Linked DNA regions of Homo sapiens: region 1 is linked to region 2. The links are chromatin contacts, found by Hi-C or POLR2A ChIA-PET in ENCODE. All regions are on one chromosome and are shown on one strand. The core of a region is the stretch at or near the end of the contact, and the rest is flanking DNA. Distances in the headings are between cores, read along the strand shown.

Region 1 (6,379 bases), core at 84-2,583, 290 kb before region 2:
GAATTCATACCCTCACTTTAAATCTGCCATGGATTTACACATCTAATCCCATATTCATATTTTGCCAGGTTGAAGTGACCCACTTTTTTTCTACAATATTTTCATACAGAAGAATATTTCCTCCTTTATCATTAAAATATCCTTTGAACAGTTCACTCCTTTGCTGAACAGACCATGTGCTCTATTCTAGGCATAGCTGTGAGCAGCCTGCTGGGGAGAAGAGGGGTGCACGCCTTTGCCATTGTTCAGAGCTCCGCAGAGAGTCAGTTCCAGGACGGAGATAGGCACTGTCAAATTTGCCCTGCTCACCTCTCCAGGTTCCTTTCCCACCACCATCTTTGCTACCGCTTGGTGGTGCCATACCAAGCTCATTCAGTGGAGTTAGACGCACTCATGTGTGCTCTCGCAATGTCACTTCTGGGCTTCCCACCTGCCATTCCCTCTGCCTGGAGCCCAACCTCCCTCCCCTGTCTGCCCTTCTAGCCTTTCACTCCCACTGACTTTTCTGATACCCTCTTAGATGTTTTTTTCATTCGAGAAGCTTTATCCCAAAAGCTTTATCCCCTGTAAGTCTGGTCCACCTGTCTTTCTCCTTTGCTTATTTCAGTAACGTTCTCTGGCTTTCTATCTATCAATTTCCCCCTCTCAACTGTAAGCACCATGAGGCCAGCAACCATATCTATCTCTATGTCCCCAGGATCTGGCCAGTGAGTGGCACATATTCTGCCCTCGGTGTGTGTGTGTGCGTGTGTGTCTGTGCAAGTGCCTGTGTCTGTGTCTCTGTGTGTGCCTGTATGCATGTGTATCTGTGTGTGTCTGTGTCTCTGCATGCGTGTATGCGTGTGTGTGTGTGTGAGCAGGTGTTCATGTGTCTATGTGTGTGTGTGTGTCTGTGTGTGTGTCTGCATGTTTCTGTTTGGGTGCATGTTAAATGAGAGCCAAGACCCTGATTCAAGTGCTGGCTCTGCCACTTACCTAGGCTCGTCTATTTCCTGCTTTCCATCTTTTCCATTCTGTTAATTTCCATTGTCAATTCCCTAGTTCAGGTCTTTGTAATTGTTTCCCTGGATGTTTCTAGAACCTTCCTTTGAGTCTGCCCTCCCTCTTCCCAATGCTGCCCTTTGCTTGCTTTCATATAATTTTTGTTAAAACATTGGTAAATTCTATCTCTCATAAAAACCTTAGAGCTTATTTTAAAAACTTCCAACTCCTTAGTCTAGCTTACGAGGCTCTCTACTATCTAATCTCAAACCAGCTTTCCAGCCACTCCTCCCATGAACTCAGTGACTCACCAGCACCAGAGGCTGGCATTTCCTGAGCGCCTCACCAACCGTCACACAGCTGGGCCTTAGTGCAGCTCTCGTGTCTGCCCGCATGTCTTTCCCGACTCCTTTTTCTACCTTGAGAAATACTCTGGGCTCATACAGCTCTTGTTCTCCACCGCCTGCCTCCAGCAATCACCATGTTTGTATAACGGTGACATTACTATCTGCTTTCTCTATTCGACAGTAACTTTCTTAAGCAGAGACACAATGTCTTCTCACCCTTTTCTCTCCTGTGGGACTGCATGGGTTGCTCACATGGCATGGGATGGAAGCTGGTCAATACACGTTTCTGGCAGGAATAAATATCCAAGCATGAGGGTCTAAGTGGTTCACTTTATTAAGGAAGACTTTGTGGTACACATTTTTTCCCTATCAAGGAAATACAAGTATGTTGGCAATACCATATTCCCTAATGAGGCAAGATTTACAAATAAACTGCAGCTTAGAAGGTAAGTTTCTCATGAACCTAATGTAAGTTGAAGGCTTGAATAAATACGTGGGACTCCTTGAATGGTTGTTTAGAATTTCCTGGGGAAGAAATCCTTGATGCCCAGGCTGTACTCTGCATTTGCAATTTTGATTACCTCCTACCAAGCAAACCAAAATCTCTTGCATTGGAACCTGGGCATTAGTATTGTTTAAGCTCCCCCCAAAATCAGCAGAAGAGCAGCCAAGGAGAACCAGTACCTGAGCAAAAGAGACTGAGGAACCAGTGAAGAAAGTGGCTCCTCTGACTGAGGCAGGGTGGAAAGAGCCTGGTATGTGAGGCAGAATCCTGTTTCTTGGCTCTGAAAGCCCTGGTCCTGGGTCAATAGCCCTCAACCCTGATGGCATGTTGGAATCACCAGAAGAGCTATTAAAGACTACCAGCTGGGACCAGGCACGGTTGCTCATGTCTGTAATCACAGCACTTTGGGAGGCCGAGGTGGGTGGATCACCTGACGTCAGGAGTTTGAGACCACCCTGGCCAACATGGTGAAACCCCATTTCTACCAAAAATACAAAACTTAGCCAGGTGTGGTGGTGCATGCCTGTAATCCCAGATACTCTGGAGGCTGAGGCAGGAGAATCACTGGAACCTAGGAGGCAGAGGTTGCAGTGAGATGAGATAGCACCACTGCACTGCACTCCAGCCTGGGTGACAGAGTGAGACTCCATCTAAAAAAAAAAAAAAAAAAAAAAAGACTACCAGCTGGATGGTTAATTTTATGTGTCAACTTGGTTAGCACATGGTACCAAAATATTGGTATATTGGCCAAACATCAGTGTGGAAATATTCATGAAGGTAGTTTTTAGATGAGATTAACATTTAAATAAGTAGACTTTGGATGAAGCAGATTAACTTCCATAATGTGGATAGGCCTTGTTCAATCAGTTGAAAAAAAGGCAGCTCTGTCCAAAGGCAGAGGAAATTCTACCTCCAGAATCAAGCTACAGCATCAGCTTTTCCCTGGGTCTCCAGCCTGCTGGCCGACTCTTCAGACTGTGGACTTGCCAGCCTCCATAATCACATGAGCCAATATCTGAAAATCTCTCTCTGTGTCTCTTTCTCTCTTTAGACACACACACACACACACACACACACACACACACACACACATACATCATTGGTTCTGTTTCTCTGGAGATCTCTGACTAATACACCAATCCCTGGGGTTCTTATGTTCGAGATTAGAACCCAAACATTGGCAGTTTTAGAAAGTTCCCGACGTGATTTCACGTGCAGCCAGCGTTGAGAACTACTATTCTAAGTGTTTCTAAATGTTATCCCATTGCTAACTGCCCTCATGGTTTTTCCATTTGAATATATTTGCAATGAAAATTTCACTAGAACACCTTCTTTCCTGACCTGTGCACTCTCAAAATGTGTATGTTGGCATCTTCACTCCCCAGTGTGACTGTATTTGGAGTTAAGGCCTTGGAGATGACTAAGGTTAAATGAAGTCACAGGGATGGACCCTAGTCCAATGCAATTGGTGTCCTTAGAAGAAGAGAGGGAGATACCAGGAGTGTATGTGCACAGAGAAAAGGCCACGTGAGAAGAAGGTGGTGATCTGCAAGCCAAGGGCAGAGGCCTCGAGACAACCTCAACCTGCTGATGCCTTGATCTTAGACATCTAGCTTCCACATGTGAGAAGTAACTTTTTCATATTTGTGAGAAATCAATTTCTGTTGTTTAAACCACAAGGTTTGTGATTATTTGGTTACAGGAGGCCTAGCAGACCAACCAGCCAGCAATGCAGTGTTTTCATGACCTTGCTCAGACTGAATCCGAATTGGCCACTGGGCTTCAATTCACATGGCTTTTCTCCAAATTGGGGTTACACTGGGGAAGGTTTCTGGGGTGAGGTTTTATTGGCCATGTTGAAGCAAAGCTAGCCCCACCTGACCTGGATAAAAGAGGCGGGGGAGTGGGGAGAGGCAGCTGTTTCCAGTGAGTGGGCTCCAGTTTGCCTGGTTACCCCTGTGTTGGTGAAACTTTGCCCCAGTGGCTGGACTCCACAAGCTACTTTGTGCAGAGCAGCCTCTGTATGATGCCACACTTCTATGCCAAGAAACTCCATTAGGAAACACTTAGCCTTGGCATTTTCCATTTGTCCCCTGTTCCATTAACAGCATCCTCTTGACTTTGGAAGGCAGACCACTCTGCTCCTCAGTCCACTCCAAAGTGCTTAATAAACTTTGTTTCAGGATGATGGATGCTGTAATGGAAAAAAAAAGGAGCAGGGGCTTTGCACCCACACTGACTTGCTACCAAACCCTGCCTCTCTCATTTGGGAGTTGAGAGAACTTCGGAAAACTTTTCTGAGCCTTCATCCACTCATATGCAAAATAGGGATGAAAGAAACTTTTACACAGTTGACATATGGGTGAATTAAGAACATAGCATGGTGTCTAGCACATTGTAGCTGTCTAATATTCCCTTTTTCACTGATCTTTCGAATGTATACATTTGAACATAATTTGTTTTAATTTTTAACTTAATGTTGAGCATTTGCTGACAATGGATAGATTATAGTATATTGGAGCTGAAATGTTCTTTGAGTTTCATGGTCTAATCCATTTCACTTTACAGGGAAAGCCATCTGCCCATGATTTGCACAGCAAGTTGTGTTCAGCTGGAACGAGACCCCAGTCTCCCTGACTCCTGCACTTTCTAGAGGACCTTGTGCCTGATAGGGCAAACAGCCACCAAATTTTGCTTAGTTCAGGATTACCATGTGGGTTTCATTCCTTCCCAGACAATTTCCAGCTCACCCATTGGAATCTCAACCCCAATCTGCCTCATTCCTCAGCATTCCCATCATAATATAGGCCATTGAGTTACCTCAACTTTTCCCTGCATAAACACATCTCTCAAGTTTGTTTGCACAGTCCCAGGCACCTAGGTACCTCCTGGGTGAGTGCTCCCGAACAGCAGAGCCATTCTTCCCTTTCTTCAGAGGCCTTCATTTTATAGAAAATTGGGCTTGATGGCTTTGATTGAATGCAGTAGAAAAGAGCACATCACACAATGCATGAAGAAGGTACATTGGGTTAAACACCAGGTACTTGAACTAGGAGAAAGAAAGCTGTCTTTCCATATTTTAATATTTACCTACAGCTGAAAACAGTGGTATGGCATCTAACAAGCTTGAGATCTGGTTCTAGCCTTTCTCGGCATTCCCTCTGCTGTCCTCCCATCCACTTTCCTACAAATGGGAGAGAGCTTCATTCGGGAAAACAACATGTCCTTGCACATGACTTTCTCTTTGCCTGGAAGGGTCATCCCTGTGTTTTCTATCTGAAAAACTTCATTCTTCTATCAAAACCTACTTAGAATCCCATCTCTTCAATAGAGTCTTCTGATTTTCTACCACTGTCCTCTGTGCTAACTCCATACTTTGTGGTTATCTTTAAATATCGTCTTTGTCTCCCGAAAGGATAAGTTTGGCTCTTTGTACTGGGCTGTTATTTCCTAAAGTTGCTGTGGGTAATAGCCATGTGAGAAAAATGTGTGTGTGTGTTTAGGGGAGAGTATTACTCATTAAAAATTTGAGAAAGCTGTTAAGCTAGTTGCTTTTCTGAAAGACAGAGCTTTTCAGTGTGGAGATACATTGAATCTTCATGGAGATTACATTGTGTATATCCATGAAGAATGAGAGGGAATTCAACGTTTTCTAAAACTTTTGCACATGGCATAGTTTTGATGGTTCATCCCCAAGGATGAATGTTCTGTAACATATTCAGAGGAATTTTGCACTGTTTCATAAGTCCTCTGAGGGAAAATAGTGAGTCCAATATATTTCTATCTTCCCAGGACCTAGCATTGAGCCTGATGCTGAATAAATAACTCAGTCAATGTATATGTATTGAGTGGAATAAACAGAATCACATTAGATTACTCACTCTCCAACCCAAGGCTGAGCAGAGAATCTGGAAGTGGGTAGCAGAGCAAGGCGAGCTCTTCCCTCTTTCCAAGAATTGACTAATTCTCATCAGGAACAGGCAAGATGCTCAAGCGGCCACTCTCTGCTGCAGCCCCCACACTTCTGACTCACAGCAAGCTCCCAGTGCCTCCCTCAGGAGAAAAAAATGTGAAATGTTTTGGCTGGAACTCAATGGCCAAGAATCTCACCACCTGCCATACTTTTTTAGGGAGTGCTATTAATTTGACAATAGTCCTTGTTTTTTTGTTCTCGCACAGACTGTCTGGGTTGCGGAGAAGCTGGCCTGGCAGAAGGAAGTGGGGCTTTTGCAAATAGTTTCCAGCATGGATCCTGTTCTCAGCCTGGCAGCTCCCACACACTGTCTCTCAAAGTAACCCGAAGCAGATATGCTAAGAGACTCCAGCGTTTTCAAATTGTTCTCTTGGCTCACAGGATGAGCTGGAAGCCCTTGAACATATCACCAGGGTTGAGATTGGCAGACATCCCCTCAGAAGATGCTGAGTTCTCTGTTTCACTTGGCCGGGTCACTAGGGGTACTGGCTGAAGTGGAAGCTGCTAGGCAAAAACAGTCCAATGGCCCTGGGTTTTGGCAAAGTCTCTAGAAGGATTTCTTAAATGTTCTGG
Region 2 (6,651 bases), core at 192-2,691:
AAATACCTTCTAGATTGTTCCAATGCATTGAGCCAAAACCTAAATGCTGTGAGGTTTCAACCAACCGAATGGTTCCTTAAATAAACACCATGCAAGGACAAAAACTACCAAAGTGAATTTGAAAGAGCAGAGACTGACTCTAAATGGATGACCTGAGTGAGGACGGTGTGTCCAGGCCTTCCATAGCAAGTGTTAGCTGGGGGCCTTCGGCAGGCTGGGCCCTGGTCAAACTCATTCAGCTCCACACCTGTGTTCACCCTTCCACCAGGAATCCCATGAGAAGGACACTGGTGCCCTGCACTGTAAAAAGGAAAAACCCCAAACTCCAAAAAGTTTAAGAAAATCAGCTCCCAACTGGAAGTTGCTTCGGTCTGACTCCAAAGCCTACCATCCTCCACATGGGACCCACTGCCCCCATTCCATGGGTGTGTTCCTCCATTGGTGTTACCTCTTCAGGGCAAAGACACTGTCCCCTTTACCTAACGCTTCTCAGTGCCAAGTGGCATCTGGGATATTGGACATTGTCTGAGTTTCCTGGGGCTACCATAGCAAATCACCATAGACCTGATGGCAATACACAGCAGACATTTATTCTCTCTCAGTCCTGGAAGTTAGAAGCCTAAAACCCAGGTGTCTTAGGCTTGGTTACTACTGCGGGCTTTGAGGGAGAATCCACGTCCTGCCTCTCTCCTGGCTTCTGGGGATTTACCACAAGTCCCTGATGCTCCTTAGCTCATGGACACGTCACTCCCACCTCTCCCTCCATCTTCACGTGATGTCCTCTCTGAGTCTGGGTTTATGTCTTTCCTCTTCTTCTTAGAGGGGCAGCGGTCATATGGAATTAGGGCTCATCCTGATTTCATATGACATCATCTTAATTTCATTATACTTGCAAAGACCCAATTTCTAAATCAGGTCACATTCACAGGCACCTGGGGCTAGGACTCCAGCATACTTTTGTTGGGACAGAAGTCAACCCGTAATAGAGATAATAAATTCATATTTCTTGAATGAATCAAAAACCAAAAAGATCCTGCAGTGGACGCAGTGCTCTGGGAGCCTCTCTGAGCACATCAGGTCCCTGAACATTGCTGCTCTATCTTCCTCCCATGGCCTGAAGAAACCAGTCAGGCTGCCAAAACTCGCACCATTCTGAGACCTCCTGTGTCTTGACGGAATAAGAGAAATCTTTTCACCTATAAGGCATCACACCCCATTCCCTTTCCCCCTAAAAAAACGAGGACACTTTTACAATGCCACAATGGAGGCAGAAGCTTCCAGAAAGAAAGCATCACACCCATTCCCTTTCCCCCTAAAAAAGCCAGGACACTTTTACAATGCCACAATGGAGGCAGAAGCTTTCAGAAAGAGTAAATACATGAATCTAAGAGCCACTTTTTGACCTATGACTCAGAGTACAGAAAGAATGCTTGGTATCCTGAAAAAAATTCACTCAGCAGGAGTAAACACTAAACCTCATCAATTTTTTAAAGGTAGCAATTACTTGTATAATACCTATCAACCAATGACATTAAAAAGAAAGTAGTGGAAGCTTAGACTTCCACTACTCTGGCTATAAAATCTTTTTTGTTTTGTTTTTTAATAACTGATTTTTCAAGAATGTTATACTTATAAACACATATACATTTTATGTCCTACCTCCAAGATAGCTCCAAATGAGAATGTTACTAGCCAAGAAGCTAACATCAACAAAAATGCATAAAAACTGGTTAATAAAGCCCACATTAAGGGAACAGTAGAAAGTAGCTAAGAAAATGTAAATTCATTCAGGAAATAAGCATTTGCATGTACTGTTAAATATAATTTCCACCAGGTGCATGAAGCACATGAGTAATTATAGGCCAAGAAAAAAAAAAGTGATAACCTTTTCTCCGCATGGACGCCACCTCCTTTGGTTATGAGGCAGTGCTTTGAAGAGTTAAATGCCCTCTGCAAATGCCAGGGGGTGGTGTTGCTGTTGCCTAAACTGTTCCTCCTCACAGCCTGGGCTGCATACAAAGCAATTGCATAGGAGATATCTTACCCTCCCTTTTCTTTCATCTCTGTGGAAATACATGTTTCATTTAAGCCTGTGGTGCTTGGAACTTGTTCCAAGGAACCCCACGTTCTAACAGCAAAATCAAAGAATGCTTGTCTTTTCCCAGCTTGCAGGGAGAACAATAAGTAAACGAGTAGAAATTTCTCACTGTTATGTGTTATTCTATAATTTTTTGTTAAGTGTTATTCTATAATTTTTTCCTAAGTGTTTGGAACTCACTGTCTCTAGCCTACTAGGAAGTCCTGGAGATGACCAAGCAAGCCAGCATCACACCACCCCAGGGTCCCCACAGTGCCACGTGCAGGCTACCCCTCACTGCCTGCCAGGAGGGGTAATGCCAGCTTGCATTTGGTTATCAGTACCCCCACCCCACTCTGAGGGCGATGACAGCAGGGCCCCTCTGGGCACTAGTGCGTGTCCCAGGTCTTGGCACCTGTGTGCTGGCAGTGAATGTTTGCTGTAAGAATGAGCAGATAAAAATGCAAATAAAAACCACAATGAGATATCACCTTGCACTCATGTGAATGGTCACTATCAGAAAACGCACACACACACACAGACACATACATAAAATAACCATTGGCAAGGATGTGGAGAAGCTGGGACTCTTGTGCATTGCTGGTAGGAGAGTTAAACGGTGCAGCCATTGTGGAAAGCAGTATGGCGGTTCCTCAAAAGATTAAATACAGAATTTCCACATGATCCAGAAATTCCACTTCTGGGCATATTTCCAAAAGAACTGAAAGCAGGGTCTCACACAGACACTTATGCATTCATATGCACGGCGGAATTATTCACGATAGCCAACAGGTGGAAGCAACCCAAGTGTTCATCGGTGGATCAACAGAGAAACAAAATGTGCCACATACATCAGTGGAATATTATTCAGTCTCCAAAGGGAAAGAAATTCTGACACACCACAATACAGATGAACCTTGAGGACATTATCTTAAGTGGAGTAAACCAGTCCCAGAAGGACAAATATGGCATGATTGCACTTACGTGAGGTACCTAGAGCCGCCAAATTCATAGACACGAAGAGCAGAATGGTGGTTGCCAGGAGTCGGAGTGAAGAATGAGGAACTATTATTAAATGGGGACAGGGTATCAGTCTGGGATGATGAAAAGACTTGTGGAGATGGATGATGATGGTTGCACAACAATGTAAATGTACCTAATGCCGCTGAGCGGCACACTTAAAAATGGTTAAGTTGTAAATTTTATGTTAGGAATAGTTTACCAAAATTATTTAAAAAGAAGCAGATGATGAATGTCAACATTGAATGCATTGTCTCATAAGCACATGGCTTCTAGCAGCCCCATCACCTAACAAGCTTTAGAAATTTGACTGCAGTTAGTAAACTACAACTGGTAGGTATTTTAAGAATGTTAATTTAAAAAAACAACTATAACTTGTTTTTAATACAGAGATCTAGAAAGCCGGAAAATTTTGGCTTATCATCCCACCACTCAAATAATCCCAAGTGATCTTTTTTTTTTTTTTTTTTTTTTTTTTTGAGATGGAGTCTCGCTCTGTCACCCAGGCTGGAGTGCAGTGGCACGAGCTTGGCTCACTGCAAGCTCCGCCTCCCAGGTTCACACCATTCTCCTTCCTCAGCCTCCCAAGTAGCTGGGACTACAGGCGCCTGCCACCACACCCAGCTAATTTTTTGTATTTTTAATAGAGACGGGGTTTCACCACGTTAGCCAGGATGGTCTCGATCTCCTGACCTCGCGATCCACCCGCCTTGGCCTCCCAAAGTTCTGGGATTACAGGCGTGAGCTACCGCTCCTGGCCCCAGTTGACCCTATTTTTTAAGGTTAAAAATAATACCCTGCACTGGATGAGGCTGCTCAGTGGTGTGCAATGTTATAAAATGAAAAGTACATACATCTTTCCATTCTTGGTCCCTCCCCCAAACAATAATCACTATCATCAGATACTTAATGCATCCTTTTAAGAACAGCAACAATACACACTATGCTTAGACTTAATGTTATGCTGACACATACGAATGCATTTATAATTTTTAATTTTCACTTGGCATGTTTACCTTTACATTGTGTTTTTACACATTTTATTTTATATTTACATTTTTAAAATGTGTGTATGATGAGATTTCACTTCATGGTCTGTGTTTCTGAAACACATGATGTTGTGGAAGTTCTGATTTGTGGGGGGGAGATTATACAATTTGGTCCATATGATGTCCAAATTTACAGTATTTTAAATCTTCCCCTGAAAATATTTTTAGAGATTTTTCCATATTAAGATACATGAAGCTACCTGATGACTGTTTAATATTCCTGATTAAACATTTAGACTGCTTCCAAGCTTGTTTTCCTTTTGTTTTTTTTTTCTTCATTCTAGCAAGTATTCATAGCAATGAAATTTGTAGATCAAAATATGAGCAATTTGTATTTTAACAAACATTGGCAAATTACAATCCATAATAGTAGCAACAACTTGCACCCCCATAATTTGTGAGAATAGATGTTCTCCACCCCATCAGCCAGTCACTAGCAGCACTTCCCATGAGCCAGTGTTTTAATGTTTACCTTCCTAAGGAAAAAACACGGTGATTCATAATTTTTATTTGCATCGCGTTAACTAAGAGATATATTGAACACCTTTTAAATGTACTTGTTCATATTTCTTTATTGGGTTTTCTATTAATTTATAAATGTCTTATTGGTGGGCTTTTTAAAGATGAAGAAAATTAGCCTTTCATTTGTCGTATTTGTTGCAGATCCATTCCCCAGATTTGTTTGTCTTCCTTTGTTTGAACTCTTCTGTGCCAAACAGAAATGCAAAATTTGTATATAGTCATATGTGTATATCTTTTCTTTTATAGCTTCTGGGTTTTCTATGCTGCCTAGAAAGACTTTCCCTTCTCCAAGTTTAAAAATAAATACACTGAAACTTTTAGACAGGCTCTCTTTGATCTGTTTATACAAGGGTGAGCCAGCGGTATTGCCTTCAATGGGATAAATATAAGATCATGAATGGGAATGTTAAGGCCAGCTATTAAAATGGAAGGGAATAATACTTATATCAATTGATTTTCAACAAGCATGACAAGATAATTCAACGGAGGCAAAAACTGTATTTTCAACAAATGGCATTGGGACAACTGGATGTTTTACAAAATTGTTGTTTTAAAACAATATGTGGCCAGGCATGGTGGCTCACACCTGTAATCCCAGCACTTTGGAAGGCCGAGGTGGATGGATCACGAGATCTGGAGATCGAGACCATCCTGGCTAACACGGTGAAACCCCGTCTCTACTAAATATACAAAAAATTAGCCAGGCATGGTGGCAAGCACCTGTAGTCCCAGCTACTTGGGAGAATCGTTTGAACCCCGGAGGCAGAGGTTGCAGTGAGCCGAGATCATGCCACTGCACTCCAGCCTGGAAAACAGAGGGAGACTCCATCTCAAACAAACAAACAAACAATATGTAAAACATGAAGTTGGACCACTACTTCACAGGTATAAAAAATCAACTCAAAATGGATCATATACCTAAATATAAACGCTAAGATTATTAAACTTATAGAAGAAAATATAAGAGTAACTCTTTGTGGCTTTGGGTTAGGCAATGGTTTCAATCCATATATGACACCAGGAGCACAAGTGATAAAGGGAAAAAAATAGATAAATTGGAGTTCACAAAAATTCAAAACTTTGGGGTTTCAAAGAACATCATCATAAAGTGAACATATAACCCATAGAATGGGAAAAATTACTTGCAAATCACATTAATAAGGGATTTGGTTCCTGAATATCCATATATATGTGTGTGTGTGTGTGTGTGTGTGTGTGTGTGTGTGTGTGTGTATGTATGTGTGTGTGTGTATATACATATATATATACAATCTCATAGAATGCAACAAAAAGACAACCCAATTTTTTAAAGGGCAAAGGATTTAAATAGACATCTGTTTAAAGAAGATACATAAATGACCAATAAGCACATGAAAAAACGCTCATCATCCTTAGCCAATAGAAAAATTCAAATAAAAAATACAATGATATACACTTTACACCCACTAAAATGATGAAAATAAAGAAGACGGACAAAATACCAGTTCCCAAAAGTATTGTAAAGCAAAATGAAAAATAACACGTTTTGGCAAAGATGTAGAGAAATGGGAACACTCATTTCATTGCTGGGTGGATTGTAAAATGGTAGAGTTACTTTGAAAAATAAGTTTGGCAATTCCTCAAAATATCAGACAGAGTTACCATATGAACCAATAATTCCACTGCTAGGTATATATCCAGGACAAATGAAAACACATGCCCTCCTAAAAATTTGTACATGAATGTTCATAGCAACATTATTCATAATAGTCAAAAGATGGAAAAAACCCAAGGGTCCATCAACAGATGAATATGTAAACAAAACGTGGTATGTCCACACAGTGGACTTTTAAGCAGTATAAAAAGAAATGGAGTACCAATGAGTGCCACAACATGGATGAACCCTGAAAGCATCATGCTACCTAACAGAAACTGGTCACAAGAGACTATATCTTGTATAATTCCATTTATTTGAAATGTTCAGAATAGGCAGTTTCATAGAGT

The links. Hi-C counts contacts between places; a loop is a spot of excess contacts on that map. ChIA-PET counts read pairs that join two places held with the same protein, here RNA polymerase II (POLR2A). Pooled maps may share reads with other maps.
Region 1: a pooled map shows a loop between it and region 2 (16-fold over the local background). The contact joins two enhancer-like sites. A Hi-C loop is called at or near these places in 3 of 37 single-sample maps with no recorded cell type and 3 of 50 pooled maps. POLR2A ChIA-PET finds 5 or more read pairs at or near these places in 1 of 52 experiments (naive thymus-derived CD8-positive, alpha-beta T cell).

What each region holds. Positions count from the first base shown.
Region 1 is chr2:12,320,970-12,327,348 of GRCh38, reverse strand. All of the region lies in intron 4 of MIR3681HG (MIR3681 host gene), which reads right to left. Among named protein-coding and RNA genes, the nearest start is that of MIR3681, 130 kb to the right of the region's middle. Within about 2 kb of position 1,333, at least 3 of the 41 ENCODE cell types and tissues checked have a DNase peak (open chromatin) inside an H3K27ac peak, as active enhancers do.
Region 2 is chr2:12,027,886-12,034,536 of GRCh38, reverse strand. The region is part of intron 2 of MIR3681HG (MIR3681 host gene); the gene reads right to left. It overlaps LOC124906141 (small nucleolar RNA SNORD18), which reads left to right and starts at 4,165; the gene lies at 4,165-4,234. Within about 2 kb of position 1,441, at least 4 of the 41 ENCODE cell types and tissues checked have a DNase peak (open chromatin) inside an H3K27ac peak, as active enhancers do.